2 separate regions of the Homo sapiens genome follow, and region 1 is linked to region 2. A link is a loop called in an ENCODE intact Hi-C map of the cell type or tissue named here. Cell type or tissue: B cell. All regions are shown on one strand.

Region 1 (8,000 bases), 120 kb before region 2:
TCAATAGAAAGAACATTTGCACCCTTCGCAAAAAAAAATCTGAATAATTAGCCTAGTACATTTTTTTGGATAGTGCTAAACTTCACAAAGAATAATAGGAAGAGAGGTTGCATATTAATTATATTTGGAGAGGAGTTGCCTTGTTCTCTTGAAGTGTTCCAGATAGAAGAAGCCTTGGATAGCAACCGAGTCCTGGCTACTTAGCTATGACTATGAGCAGGTACCTACCCTGCGTCTCCCTTTATTCACCTATAAAATGAAAAAAATTACCTAACCCTGGGACTCTTTTAGGTATGAAACAATGCAATACAGTTTTTAAAAATTGCTTTGTGAGTTCAGAAGTTCTTTACCCATTGAGCCATTATTGCTAATAATAATTAGCGTAGCACGTTTCTGTTGCCTAAGAATTAACATTAGCCATTACTTCCTGGCTCATTTAAAAATATAATTTATAGGGTCTATCATTTCTTGAAAATACGAAATTAAAAAATTATGTGTATAACTCTAGCATTACCTAGGGTTTGGGCACAAGCTATAATTTGGGCACTTGTGGCTTATATACACATTAATTAAATTATTTTTGCTAGTTTTGGATAACGTGGGTAGCACTTTCTAAGATGAAAGGCTTGATCCTACAAAGACAAAAGAGCAAGCCATTAGATGATATTTTGCTGCTTTGAATAAACTTCACCCAGTCATTGAGCCCTATTGAATGGACTAACAGTAATGAGTGGATTACTCTCCTTCCAATAGATTTTGGATTCATTATTTATCAACAAATAGTTCTTTGAGGGCCAGTGAGGGGAAATTATCCTTGCTATGAGTGACCCAGTGGTTTCCTAACTCCTGTCTCATGGAATGTTCCTGCCTTCATGAACTAGCCAAGGTCATTCCATACTCAAATCAAAGGAAGCAGGCTCCCTCTCTTTCAATTTACAGAAGGAAAAAGAGGTCCATGGATTAGCTTTTCCCTATATTAAGTGTTTTTTGTTTTGTTTTGTTTTACTGTAACTTTTTCTTATATTTTAGAAATCTGAACCCATTTCAGCATGTGAAAATGCAGTGAAAGATGTTGTCTAAAATGCAAAATTAAAGTACCAAGAGTCATTTCAGTCAAAGGCATTGCCTGTTTCATTGAGTTTACAAACTGCGTGGCTACTGCTAAATTGAAAGGCCACTGTATTATGCTGTGTACCAGGGATGGGCGAATCTGGCCCACTGCCTGTTTTTGTAAATAAAGCTTTATTGGAACACAGCTATGCCCATTCATTTACCTATTGTCTATAGCTCATGCTATAACTGCATAGAGGGCATAGAGACCCCTGAGCTATGTCAATGAGTGTAATGACATAAGAGCAGTCTATCTTTTTTTGTTTTTGTTTTTGAGACAGGATCTTGCTCTGTCGCCCAGGCTGGAGCGCAGTGGTACCATCCTGGCTCTCTGCAGCCTCAACCTCCAGGTCTCAAGCGAGCCTTCCACCTCAGACTCCCGACTAGCTGGGACTACAGGCATTCACCACCATGGATGGCTTCACGAACTAGCCAAGGTCATTCCATACTCAAATCAAAGGAAGCAGGCTCCCTCTCTTTCAATTTACAGAAGGAAAAAGAGGTCCGTGGATTAACTTTTCCCTATACTGCGTGCTTACTGCTAAATTGAAAGACCACTGTATTATGCTGTGTACTAGGGTTGGGCGAATCTGGCCCACTGCCTGTTTTTGTAAATAAAGCTTTATTGGAACACAGCTATACCCATTCATTTAGATATCGCCTACAGCAGCGCTCATGCTATAACTGCAGAGAGGGCATAGAGACCCCTGTGCTGTCAATGAGTGTAATGACATAAGAACAGCCTTTTTATTTATTTATTTATTTTTTGAGACAGGATCTTGCTCTGTCACCCAGGCTGGAGTGCAGTGGTACCATCATGGCTCTCTGCAGCCTCAATGTCCAGGTCTCAAGCGAGCCTCCCACCTCAGACTCCCAACTAGCTGGGACTACAGGCATTCACCACCATGGATGGCTTATTTTTGTATTTTTTGTAGAGACAGGGTTTTGCCATATTGCCCAGGCTGGTCTCAAACTCCTAGGCTCAAGCAGTCTACCCACCTTAGCCTCCAAAAGTGCTAGGATTATAGGTGTAAGCTACCACACCCAGCCTCAAGCTACTTTTTTTTTTAACTCTGAACTTTTTTCCAGGCATGACAAGCAACCAAAGCTGCCATTTTGTTGTGACATGGCTCTGTCTGAATATTGTATTCTTCCTCCCAAACCTGCATCAAATATGATAGGCTGGAAATAAAATGGTTTTATTGTTTTTAAGGGAGCATTAGGCTATGGTTAAAAAGAAAAGAGAGGAGGAACTTGGAGTTATATAAACGGGTATAAATCCAGCCTCCACCTTAATCTTTTCACACACTACATTCTTTGTCTAATCCATAAATAATATATTTATTAAGCATCTAGTCCTAGCTGCTGCCTAAGGTGTGTACAAGCTGAACAACTGTTCATTATGCTGGATCTTACAGGGTTCTGATCATCTACTGCTGTGTAACAAATAGTTCTCTAACGTAATGACTAAAACAGTGCTTTAGTATCATCTCTCAAGGTTTTGTGGGCTGACTAGACGTGGCTGGATGGTTCTTTCTTGGATTTCTGCATATGTTACTGACACATATGGAGTGGGCTGTGATCATCTGAAGGTTTGGCTGTGGTGGTTGCTCAAGGTGTCTCATGCACGTGCCTGGCAGTTGGTGAGGGTTGTTGGGGGGAGCTCAGCTGGAGCTGTTGGCTGCATCAGACATGGTCTATCCTGTGTGTCTTGGGCTTCTTGCCACATGGTGGCTGGGTTCCAAGAGGGAGTTTCCCCAGAGTAAATATTCTAAGAGGTCCAGCAGGAGCTGCAAAGGTATGTATGTTATCATTGAGGCTTAGAATTCCCAGAACATCACTTTCACTGCATTCAATTGGTCAGCTGAGTCAGTAAGGCCATCTTGGCTTCAAGAGGAGGGGAATAAGACACTACCTTTCGATAAAGGCATGTCAAAGAATTTGAAGCCATCTTGAATCTGACGCATATGCCTACGGTGGTGAACTAGCACACGCCGGCTTCTTTGTTAAATTGTAACTTTGAAGAGTCCTGATGCAGAAGCAGCAGTCTTGATGCTAAGAGAGCTTTTGTTAGAGTAGTTTGGCCTGGAAAAAGCCCAGAGGAGGCTCTGGGAGATGAGCAAGCAGGAATGGGAAGGTTAAGTCGCGTTAACCAGGTGAAGAAGGGAGGTCAGAGTAATCCAGGCACAGGAAACAACCTGTGCCAAGGTCCTGGGGCAGGACTGCAAAAGGATCCAGACTAGACTAGAGCTGAGAGAATGAGGGAATTGTGATGGAAACTAAGGGTTAGTAGCCAAATAATGAAGACCAGATTTCCCAAGCTTCTAAACTTCATTTTTCTCCCATGTAAAATAGGATAATATTTACTATACGAGGCTGTTGTGAGGATAAATTAAGAGAGTCAGTAGAGCCTTGCACAGTGATGTTTTCTTTTCTCCTGGAAATGACTGTGAGTCAATGGAAAAAGCATACCACCTGACTTCTTTTTGGTGTCCCTATCTTACTCATGACCTCCTTCCTCCAGGGTCAAAACTGAGCTTACAAAGTTACGCCTTCAAACTTGCAAGCTATCCATAAAGTCTTACCAAACTGTTAAGTGTAGTCCTGGGAATTGTGAAGGGTCCAAAATGGATCTAAACCATTGCCTGGTTATTATTTGATTATTAAAGCAACACCAGCCACCTCGTTAGCACTTGTGGGTACTCTAGCAGCACCAAGGTTAAACGTCTCTGCTGGCTGTCCGTGCTCATTTGCATGGCTTCCTCCTCTCCCCCACATCTCCGATAGTTAATGCACATGCTCACTCTCACTTCCTTGTTCAAAGAGATGTTTCACCACGGTGCAGATGCTTGCCCCTGGCAACCCCTGGTGGAGGCAGCCGCTGAGAATTCCGTAAATCTGTCCTGCTCTCCCGCAGAACTGAGAATCTAAATTCTAGCATTCCAGGAGCTGGGGAGGGTAAAGGCTGTTGACATTGACATGCCAGCAGGAGCCGCAGCTCCTCCAGGGTCATTTTGAAAGCCAGAGTCTGCCGATGTGCGTGGCAGCCTCCTAGCTGCACAGGCTGATTGTGATAGGGATGTGCCCACTGGACCCCACAGTCCCCTCCTTTCTCAGTCCCTCCCAGGTACCCTCTGTGCTTTCGCATCTCAGGCCCCGTGTGAGGAACCAGGACACATGGCCTTTCATGGGGAGCTCGCAGTCTGCTGAGCTAGGGAGTTTATACTTTTCCCCAAATAATTCCCCCAAATGAGTGGGGCCCATCCTCTCCACTAATGAGGTCGTGGCAAGGCCAGTTTCTGTTCCATAAGCACAGGCTTCTTTTTGTCCCTGAAATAGCATCGCCGTGGAGTCTCACAGTTTATCCCGGAAGGGATGTGGGGTGCATTATCTGGCAATGTCTGGAGACATTTTTGGTTGGCAGGACAGGGCGGGAGCTGTATAGGCATTTAGTGGGTACAGACCAGGGGTGCCACTAAACATCTTATTCTACAGAGTGCAGGACAGCGCCACAGCAAACAGTGATCCAACCCAAATTGTCGGGAGGGCCGAGCTTGGTAGGACCTCTGCTCTCCTCTCATTGCCTGCTTTTCTCTTGTCACTGTGTCACTGCCATACTGACTTTCTGGTAGTTCCTCAAACATATCCAGTCCTGTCCCATTTGGGGACCTTCATGCTTGCTGTTCCTTCCAGAATGTTCTTCCCCATAGAAGCTGTCTGTGATTCTTGATCCATGATCAGGGATCCATTTGATTCCATGATTACACCCTTTATTCAACACTTCCCGTGTGTCTGACACACTGCATGCACAGCAAATGGAATCTCGTATTCCTGCTCACCACAGCAGCTTCTCCTTTTCCTCCATAGCTCTCATCCCCATCTGAACTCTCCATTTATTTCTGTGGGTTTTTTTTTCCTTTTTTTGAGACAGAGTCTCACTCTGTAGCCCAAGCTGGAGTGCAATGGTGCTATCTCAGCTCACTGCAACCTCTGCCTCCCGGACTCAAGCGGTTCTCCTGCCACAGCCTCCTGAGTAGCTGGGACTACAGTCACGTGCCACCACACCCAGCTAATTTTTTGTATTTTTTAGTGGAGATGGGGTTTCACCATGTTGCCCAGGGTGGTCTTGAACTCCTGAGCTTAGGCAATCCGCCCGCCTCGGCCTCCCAAAGTGGTGGGATTACAGGCGTGAGCCACCGCGCCCGGCCTCCATTTATTTCTGAGATTACCCCTCAATGACCTCTTTCCTGCTGCCTGTAGGATTCATAAAGACTCGGATTCCAGCAGTGTTGCTCACTGCTGTGTTCTCAACTCCTGCACCAGCTCTTCGCATACAGTAGGCACTCAATATATATGTGTTGCAGTGGAGGGGAGGGGATCAGAAATGGGGGAGATTGAAAGTAGGGAGAGGAGAGGAGAGTTTTTGGAGTCAGAAATCCTGGCTGCACGCACCAATTCCAGCTTTGTGTTTTGGGGGAAACCTGCTTAACCTCTCTGAACCTCAGTTTTCCCTTCTGCAAAATGGGAATGAACATCATTCCGCCCCTGTGAGGGTGGTTTTTGGTGTTTATACCCCAGGCTGTGGGTGCTGTGTGTCAGACACGCGGGAAGTGCTGAATAAAGGGTGTGATCGTTTTTCTCTGCGGGGGGTCTGCAGTTCTGATTCCCTTGGAGAAGGCAGAGTGAGGAATCATCGCAGTTACCGTCCACACAGTGCTCACCACATGCCGGCCCCGTTGGGTATTCATGCGCTTTAATCTCACAGCATCTTGTGTTGTCCTGGTCCCCGTTCCATAACTGAGCAAACGGCAGTTGAGGGTGGTGAGGGGCTGCGCTGGTACACACAGTGAGGAGGTGGTGGCAGGGGTGACCTTCAAGCAAACCCAGGCTGCCTGGCTCCATAGCCTTAACCAGGACACTCGCCACTCCTCTAAGATTTGTTTTTCATCTCCCTTTGCAGAAATGCCCTTTTGCTCATTTCTCATTATGTGTGTCAGGGCTTCCTGTGGGTGCCCAGTGGAGTGTGGGAGGAAGCGGAGAAAGCAAGGCGCTTACAAGGAGACTCATCCACGGGTCCGTCTCGTTTTGTGCCTGGGTCTTAATTTATAAAGATGTCTGATAGCCAGGCATAGTGGTGTGCACCTGTGGTCCCAGCCACTCCAGAGGCTAAAGCTGGAGGATTGCTTGAGCCCAGGAGGTCGAGACTGTAGTGAGCTATGATTGTGCCACTGTACTCTGGCCTGGGTGATAGAGCAAGACCCTGTCTCTAAAAAATAAATACAAATAAATGAAGCCCACCAAATAAATGAATAAGTAAATAAAGGTGTCTGGGTGACAACACAGCGAGGTCAAATAAATAGAAATAAAGCCCACCAAATAAATAAATAGAGATGTCTGGGTGACATCACAGTGAGGTCAATGCCCTTGAAAGTTTAGTGTGACTCAGTTTCCCTAGAAAGAAGAGGCACAGCATGCTTGCAGGGCCACAGCAGGAGGCCCTGGTTTTTTGGTTTGGAGGCAGAAGACAGGAGTAAGGAGAAAATCTAGGCCAGAACCTTTACTGGGGTTCCCACAGGAAAGGTGAGGCAAGGCAGGGCAAACAGTTTGGGATTGACCGGCTTGAATAATTTCAGGAGGGCTTTGGGCTCTAGAGGGGTCTCTAGCTGCCTGCTACCTGGCCCCAGGTTGGTTTAGGGCGGGGGAAAATTGGCTTGGTGTGTGAGAGTTAGATATGGTGATGGCTGAGGGGGTATAGACTCTGGGTTTGTTGGTTTGCATGTGAGAGGCTTGCTCCTGGTTGAGCCCTTTGCTATCTCTAAGAACGGGCTAGAACTGGGAGGGGATGTCTTTACCCAGGTCTATAAAACCCCTAATGCTAGAGCATCTACAATACAGAAAATCTGTCATCTCAGCACTTTGGGAGGCTAAGGCAGGTGGATGGCTTAAGCCCAGGAGTTCAAGACCGGCCTGAGCAACATGGCGAAACCCCATCTCTACAAAAAATACAAAAATTAGCCAGGCATGGTGGTGAGCACCTGTAGTCCCAGGTACTCCGAACACTGAGGTTGATTGAACCCAAGAGGTTGAGGCTGCAGTGAGCTGAGATTGCACCACGCACCACTGCATTCTAGCCTGGGTGACAGAGTGAGACCCTGTCTCAAAAAAAAAAAAAAATGATGACAAAAAATAAGAAAGTGTAGTTGAACTAATTAGCCATGTGATGAATGGATGGCAAATAGACAAATGCATTATCTATGAAAACACACAGAACACCCCCTTCCTTGCTCATGTGTGGGTACCCAGCATGACTGCTTAGAGTCCTTGAAGGGTGTGAAGCCAGCCCAGTGTCCCCTCAGTGCACAGTGTGTGGCATTGATGCATGCCTGTATACCATCATCAGATATGTTACTTCTTTTTTGAGTACCAGGTCCCGGGGGCACAAATAGGATGACTGTGGCCATACCTCTCTTTGGGCTGTATTCACTGACTGCCTACTGCGTGTCAGGCACCAGCCTGGGCACTGAGCATACAATGGTGAGAAATTAGACATAGTTTTTGACCTCATCCAGCTTGTGGTCTGGACTAGTCTTGAGGAAAAGGTGGGGAGTGTGGCTATATGTATTATCTCTCCAGACACACTTGGCCTATATTGGTCGCAGAAGTCAGAGGCTCAGCAGATACGAGCATTGTGAACATGGGCTGGACTGCAAATCAGGTTCAGGATTTGACCAGTTACACATTCTTCTGACTCTCCCCAGGAGTGCTGCCATTAGGAAAACATCTCGGAAAGGAATTAAGCACTCTAACTGTAGATACACCCTTATTGAAGTATTCCTTGTTTGGGAAAGTAAATCTCTGTTAGGTCTCCTTGGGACTCAGTCAGTTGGGCT
Region 2 (8,000 bases):
GCCAAGTTGGGGGATATACAAATGAATAGATATATTTATCTTGAATGCTTTGAGAGTATTCAGAGAAAATAGGTTACCTTCCCAAGCAGCCTTACTCACCGTGGGCAAAGAAGTAACTGGTAGTGGTTTAACTGGTCCAGCAACTTTGGTCAGAGCCTGTTTGGTTCCCATGACTTTTTGTGGGAAAAAAAAAATCTTAACTGTGGATTTACCAGGTTGTTGACATATGACGCTTTTGGACGTAGGCTTACAGCAGGTTGAGGGCCAAGAAAACATGTCAGCTATTTCAAAGGAGCTGAGCTTGAAGAACTAGCTGAAATAAAACATGTTACAATCACTTTAACACCCTCCCCTGCGCGGTCCAAATGGTCCAAATCCCTGCAGCATTTTTTCGCAGCATGCTTATACCATCCACATACAGCATTTCTGTGACTGGAGGACAGTATTGTGTTGGCAACAGCTTTGGGGAGGAAGGAGGGGGAAAAAAAGACACACTGACAGAGATAGTCATCTTTGCACCTGCCCTTACCTGTGCCTGAAGCCAGAATTCCAGCACATCTGCTCCTCACCTGCCTCTGGTCTTTGATCAAAGGTCATTTTGGGAGGAATGCTATCCCAGCCATTGCTCTGAAAATTGCAAACTGCTGCTCTCCTCTGTTCCTCTGATCTACTTTTTTTTCCCTTCACCACGATGGTTATTACCAACTGACAGACTTTAAGGTGTTACTGCCTTCTTACCTTCCAACATAAGCATAAATTATGCCTTCTTACCTTCCAACGTTAGCATAAATTGATGTCTTATGAACTATCATATATATCTGCATGCACCTGTACACACACACACACACACGCACATGTATATACACACATGCATTGCTCACATATGTATTTTGTTCCTGTATCTTGTGTGTCTGCCACATCATTTGCTCTTAACAAATACAAATTAATAAATCATATGTACACAGTGTTTATAAGATAAGCCTCAGTTCCAGAAATGTCAAAATGATGGGAAAAAAAATCTTCATCTGAAAAATCAGGAGAATGTGGTCAAATGCCTGGATTGTCTAGATTGAGGTCCCATTGATCAACTAATCATACCTGTTTCTAGAATCAGAGTGAAAAGGCTGAATGTGTTTTAAAGACAGACATGTGGCGTGAAATGATTCCTCCTCTTACTCCCAGCCATTGTAATATCATTAGTAATGAAAATGTAAAAGGATTGTAGGTGTCTGTGTTCTGGGCTTATTTCTTAGAGCTTTTCCTAGAACCCTCACAATGGCCCTCTTATGCCAGTTTTATGGCAGAGAAAACTGGGGACTCACGGGGGCATCAACATGTCTCTTTGTTTATTGGAAACATTTTTATATGCTCACAAATAATATGCAACAGCAACAGTAATAGCAGCTAAAGCAGAAGTGTGCAAACTGTCTGTAGAGGACCAGATAGATTAGTAAATATCTGAGCCTTTGCTGGCCACATGGGCTCTGTCACCGCTAAGCAGTTCTGCCAGCGTGGCTGTACAGTAGCTGTAGATAATATGCAAATGAACGGGAGTGGTTGTGTACCAATAAAACTTTGGTTCGCAAAAGAGGATTGCAGGCCAGATTTGGTCTTAAAGCTGTAGTTTGCCAACCCCTGAACTAAATATGATTTCCATGAGGGCAGGAACCACGTCATTATTTTTTACATCATTGTATCTCATGCAGGGAGCCCAATTCTTTGCACATGGTAGTTCTTGAATGAATGAATGAGTAAACCAAGGAATCAGTGAGTGGTCTGTCTTTCAAGATCCATCACGACTGAAGCTCCAGTCCTCCCCTTTCCTTTCCCATGTACTCCCCTTCCCTACCCATACTGCCAACCCTACCCCAGCTTATCCCCTTGCATTAAGCTCACGGTCACATGTGTGCTCACTTGCTAGCTCTCTCTCGCTTTCTCTTTTCTCTCCCCCTCACCCATTCTAGACCCAAGGTCAACCCCTTCCTTCCCTAGTCTTCCTCAAAAGCCTTGGGGGATTGAGTAACCCGTTATTGTGCCAGTGGTGGCTTTTTTCTGGAACCTTTTGAAGTTCTGTGGTTTGTTGATTCATCTCTTTACACCCATCCCTCTTTCAGGAAGGGTTTATGGCAGTCTGCATGGGTGTACTAAACAAAATAAGACTGCAAAAATTAAAACTGAGACAAAGAAAGGAAACACAACCATAGGACCATCATACCTTGGAGCTGGAATAGGTATTAACACCTACACCATGGTGGGGAACTGGAGATTTGACAAAGAGCTTTCTGGCTGCCATCAAGGAAAACAAATCTGTCCCTTCCACTGCCCTGTATCCAAATAATTGACACAGGCCATTGCTCATGGCAGGTGGATCTGTTCTCAGTGCTCAGTTCAGATGGAAATTTCTCCAGAGGGCCTCACAAGAGGAGGAAGAGGAAGGACCAGCAGGCTTTGCAGCTTGCTAACAGCAGACAGGATGAGGTATTCATGGCTGTCTGCTACGACGGTGTCCCCTGGTCTAGACTCGACATCTTATGCTGATACTCAGCAGAGTAAGGACACATCCTGGTACCTGGGCCTGGGTTGACCTCGACATGTATTTTTTTATTATTATTATTATTAGTAGTAGTAGTAGTAGTAGTATTTTGAGATCGAGTCTTGCTCTGTCACCCAGGCTGGAGTGCAGTGGCACAATCTTGGCTCACTGCAACATCCACCTGGTGGGTTCAAGCAATTCTCCCATCTTAGCCTCCTGAGTAGCTAGGGTGTATGCCACCACGCCTGGCTAATTTTTGCATTTTTAGTAGAGATGGGGTTTCACCATGTTGGCCAGATTGGTCTTGAACTTCTGACCTCAAATGATCCGCCCACCTTGGCCTCCCAAAGTGCTGAGATTACAGGCATGAGCCACTGTGCCGAGCCCTGACATGTATTTTAGGGAAGCTACCAGAACAAACAGACCATGTGGTCTCCAAGCACCACTGGAGCATAAAGAGGAAGCTCTTAGTCTGAGAGAGAGACCAGGTGAAAATTCCAGCTCAGATGCTGACCTCTGGCCTAGTCTTTCCACTTTTGTAAACCTCCGAGTCTTCATCTAAGAAGTGAGAGTTGATATTAGCATTCGCCACCTGTTGTTGCGGTGGAGTCTGATGAAACGCCTTCGCACTGTGGCCTTTGCATCTATTATTGTATTTAAACTTGGCAGCGACATTGCAAGGTAAATGTCACCCCATCTGCTTCACGCTGTTCTGAGTACTTTAGCTCAGTATTACTCAAGCATTACTTTCTTTCATTATCACCCTCCCAAGAAGAAAAATTTAATTTAATATAAATTCTCCCTTGTGAGAGAAATTAAATACTGTGGGAAAAGATTTTATCAGATAGGGTTGAGCTTTGGGGGACGGCTGACCATTGCAATATCTAAGACTATTATTATTATTTTGAGACAGAGTTGTGTTGTGTTGCCCAGGCTGGAGTACAGTGGTGCAATCTTGGCTCAGTGCAACCACTGCCTCCTGAGTTCAAGGGATTTTCGTGCCTCAGCTTCCTGAGTAGCTGGGATTATAGGCGCCCGCCACCATGCCTGGCTAATTTTATATTTGTAGTAGAGACAGAGTTTCACCATGTTGGCCAGGCTGGTCTCAAACTCCCAACCTCAACTAATCCACCCGCCTCAGCCTCCCGAAGTGCTGGGATTATAAGTATGAGCCACTGTGCCCAGCCTAAGATTTTTTTTTTCTCACACACATATACTCCCCCAAATTTTGCTTGCTTGGTGGGGGTGACAGTCATCCCTATTGAGAATATGTGCTTTAGATATACAAACTAACTCCTATTAAAGCTCTAGTTGAGAGAGAAAGGAACGGAGGCCCAGAGAGGTAAAGTAACATACCCAGAGTTGCACAGCTAATGAGAAAGGATCTGAATTGTCTTATGGATTGCTCTAGACGGTGCTTAAAGCACAGTCTAACTTATAGCAGCAAACTGTACGTGTTATTTTGTGTCTTGCTTTTGTCGCTTACCTATCTAGCTCATCGATTGTTCTGGTTCAGTATATATATCATGGCCCCCATTCTTTTTAATAGCTGCATTAGGCTGGGCGCGGTGGTTCACATCTGTAACTCCAGCACTTTGGGAGGCTAAGGTGGGCAGTCATCTGAGCCCAGGAGTTCCAGACCAGCGTGGCCAAGGTGGTGATGAAACCCCGTCACTACTAAAAACATGAAAATTAGCCAGGTATGGTGGCAGGTGCCTGTAACCCCAGCCACTCGGGAGGCTAAGGCAGGAGAATCACTTGAACCCAGGAGGCAGCAGTTTCAGTGAGCCGAGATCGTGCCGCTGCACTCCAGACTGGGTAACAGAACAAGACTCCATCTCAAAAAAAAAAAAAAAAAAAAAAGAAAGAATGAAAGAAAGAAATAGCTGCATTATTTTGCATTTGCATTCACATAGCATGGTTTATTTAACCATACCACAACTGCTGAGGCTGAAGTGGTTTCTAGTCTTTGGCAATTAAAAACTCGCCATAGCAATCCTCCCTACACGCATATCATTTTGCTTAAATGCAAGTTAAATGTGAAGGTTACATGCCTAGAAATGAAGTCTGTGCACACTTCTTAAAAGATAGCATTTTGTCAGAGGCACAAAAATATCTCCACAAAGCTAAGATTCTTACGGAGCCATCCAAGGTCAGTTTTCACCATGTTCTTAACAGCTAAGCCACTCTTTTGACCCCCAAATTCCTCCCGACCTGGTTATTGATTTAGCTGTGGGCTCCCCACCCCCGCCACCTTTTATGCCTTTGGTCACCAGATTATCCTCTTGTCATCTGGTATTTCCCTACCAGGCTTCCCACAGTTTATTTTTGAACTTCAGTTCTCATCTCATTAACAGAAAGCCTAGGCGGCCAGATTCCATTCCTGCTGCCGGGGTCAGTGCTTTGAAAAAGGGTCGTTAATAAAGCAGCATCATAGCTTATCCTGGGTCCTTCATGTCCACCAGGATGGGGGAAAAGCAGAATCCTTCCTGTGTCCCTCGTCTTTCTGAAACTTTTCTCTAAGAACTCGAACCAGTCTCATTCTGCAGACCTTCCTGGGCCTTCATTATATAAGAGCTATGTTCTGGCAGTTAGGGAAATCTAGCATGAGTGGCCCCCATTCAATTCTGCAGGGGACAAAAAGCCTCTCTTCTCCTAAAGCTTGCTGGTAAGTCTCTATGGCAGAGTCAAGGCTAAATCAACTCCCACATATGGCGACCTCAGCTAGAGAAGCGAGGTGGAAGGGACGCTAGCAATTCAGAGGGTGTCTTTAGCCCCTGTGCAGCAGCGTCGTCTGTAATTAAAGCTGGCTGCACTATTAATATCATCTGAGTAATTAAACTCAATGGTGTTTGGCAATAGTTTGTTCTGGAAGTTCCTTGAGGAAGAGCGGGTTAACGGGATGGAGAGGGCTGCATGGTATTTTGTGCAAATGGAATCTTTTGGCCTCCTTTATCTGGTCCTGAAGCCTGCTGGGGCTTACTGCCACCCCCTCTTCATTCTGTTATTTCCCCCAATTCACATTTGCTGATGAAACATGGTGGCCAGGTTGATAAAGGCATGGAGCTGGATGCTCTGGTGGTGGTGGGTTAACCACGTGCATTTCCCGTCTGCCTTAAGTGCAGTAGGTGCCCAGAAATGGATTTAATGCATCCAGGCATTCATTCCACAAATATTTACCCAATGCCTGTCATGTGCCAGGGTTTGTGCATACTGAAGGGACATAAAAAAGTAGCTTGCGTTCTAGTTGGAAGATTTAGACAATAGGCAAATACATAATATTATATATAAATAGAATATATTCAGACAATAAGCAAATATATATTATACATATTAATAATAGACATTGTAGATTATAATTATAATCTTTAATAGCCCAGAGAGTGATACGTGGCCTGAGGAGCAACATAATTAGAGGAATGGGGAATGCCTATGGGGCAGGGGGTGGTGGCTCTCATAGGGCGTGTCCTCTGACAAGTTGCTTGAGGAGTGAACCATGAGGATATCCAGACGGATATTTTTCCTGGCCTGGAGAACAGCAAGTGCAAAGGCCCTGAGGCAAGTGACAGCATTTGCATTAGGAAGCAGCAGCTGACGGTCTATGAAGAGCAGCACAGGAGGTCAGAGCTGAAGGACCTTCAGTGGAGCCCCTTCCCTGCCGGGTGAAGACTGAGGCCAGAGAGGGGAGAGCTGACTGTCCCAACTCAATCTCGCACAGCAGCAGGTAGACCAGTTTTTCAGGACTCCCACCTCCCATCCTTACGCTTCACAGAGACTTTAAGGGACCTCAGAGCAGCAGGAAAGGTGCTAAGCAACCCGGTTCAACTCTGCAGTCCTCCACTCAATAGCAGTGTGGTATAAATGACGTCAGCTCCTTGAGCCTCATCTTCCTCATCTGTAAAATGGGAACAGTGAGGGCACTCGCCACCAGGCGTGCTGTGAAGATGAGATGAGATCTCCTGGGCTCTGCGTGTGGCATGGGGTGGCTGTGCAGGGAACGTTAGTTATGGGCCAAGGTTTTTTGGTCCTGCAACTGGACACACTATACCTCCAGCCCATTCCCTCGCCCCCACTAGATGTGACACCATCCGTCTCCTCATGGCTGTCACCTGACGGAACCGATTTTACACTCATTTTGACTTGTTTTGTAAGGGAGGGTCTGGTTTTCTCTTGGAGACAAAAATTTTGGCAAGTGAGACCTTACAGGATGTGCTCCAGTTTCCTCATCTGTAGAATGGAGCCGTGATAGCTCTTAACACTGGCTCCCTCGGCAGGAATAATTTTTTTTTTTTTTTTGAGACGGAGTCTCGCTCGTCGCCCAGGCTGGAGTGCAGTGGCGCGATCTCGGCTCACTGCAAGCTCCACCTCCCGGGTTCACGCCATTCTCCTGCCTCAGCCTCCCGAGTAGCTGGGACTACAGGCACACACCACCACGCCCGGCTAATGTTTTGTATTTTTAGTAGAGGCGGGGTTTCACCGTGTTAGCCAGGATGGTCTCGATCTCCTGACCTCATGATCTGCCCGCCTCGACCTCCCAAAGTGGTGGGATTACAGGCGTGAGCCACCGCGCCCGGCCTTTTGTTTTGTTTTATAGAGACAAGGTCTCACTCTGTGGCCTAGGTTGGAGCACAGTGGCATGATCATGGCTCACTGCAGCCTCGACCTCCTAGGCTCAAGTGATCCTCCCACCTCAGCCTCCTGAGTAGTGAGGACTATAGGCATGGGCCCCCATACCAAGCTAAGTTTTTTTTTTTTTTTCATTTTCTTTAGAGATGGGGTCCTCACTTGTTCTCCAGGCTGGTCTTGAACCGCTGGCCTCAAGTGATCTTGCCTTGGCTTCCTAGAGTGCTGGGATTACAGGCGTTCTCCATGATACCCAGCTAAGTTTTTTACTTTTCCTAGAGACACCGTCGGTGGGGGCGGGTCTCACTTTGTTGCCCAGGCTGTTCTCGAACTCCTGGCCTCAAGTGATCCTCCTGCCTTGGCTTCCTGGAGTGCTGGGATTATAGGCGTGAGCCACTGCACCCGTGCTGATATATATTATAAGGACCCAGCATGGCAGTACACATGAGAAGTTCAAAGTGCTCTGTGTTGGGTGGTGTTACTAATAAAACATGGATTTGGAGGCAGATGGAAAGGGGATTCATTTCCCTGACTCAAGCAAGTGCTTTATCCTTTGAGACCTCAGCATTTTCATATGAAAATGGAATATCCAATACTGCATTGAGTTGTTAGGAGAATTCGATAAACATAAATCTAAAGCATTGAGCACAATGTCTAGCTCACAAGAGTCACTAAATAGTACTTCTGCTTCCTCCTCTCCATTCATTTCCACTCTTCTACCAAAAGAAACTCGGAAAGTCATTCCTGATTATTTGTATTTGATTCCATTTTACAGATAAGGAAATTGAGACTCAAAGACCTTAGACTGTAACACAGCCAGGAAGTGGAGGAGCGGGGATTTGAA

What was found. Peaks named below come from ENCODE experiments on the same cell type or tissue, not always from the same donor. Only the 100,000 strongest peaks of a DNase experiment are listed, where the experiment ranks them.
Region 1: it touches region 2 in a loop (8-fold over the local background); 9 of 110 quality-filtered maps call a loop at or near these places.

What each region holds. Positions count from the first base shown.
Region 1 is chr16:17,412,726-17,420,725 of GRCh38, reverse strand. The region is part of intron 1 of XYLT1 (xylosyltransferase 1); the gene reads left to right. LOC124903654 (a long non-coding RNA gene) reads left to right here. Exons shown (of 2, transcript XR_007065008.1): 1 at 1-951; 2 at 1,613-1,745. Among named protein-coding and RNA genes, the nearest start is that of XYLT1, 54 kb to the left of the region's middle. In B cell, a CTCF peak has its summit at 4,025 (motif pointing left); DNase peaks (open chromatin) are centred at 3,895, 4,744 and 6,135; H3K4me3 peaks cover 2,181 bases; H3K27ac peaks cover 3,867 bases.
Region 2 is chr16:17,296,849-17,304,848 of GRCh38, reverse strand. All of the region lies in intron 2 of XYLT1 (xylosyltransferase 1), which reads left to right. Among named protein-coding and RNA genes, the nearest start is that of XYLT1, 170 kb to the left of the region's middle. RefSeq lists silencers at 1,366-1,435, 7,956-8,000. In B cell, no CTCF peak of the experiment used is centred here; DNase peaks (open chromatin) are centred at 1,588, 2,478 and 3,048; H3K4me3 peaks cover 715 bases; H3K27ac peaks cover 2,794 bases.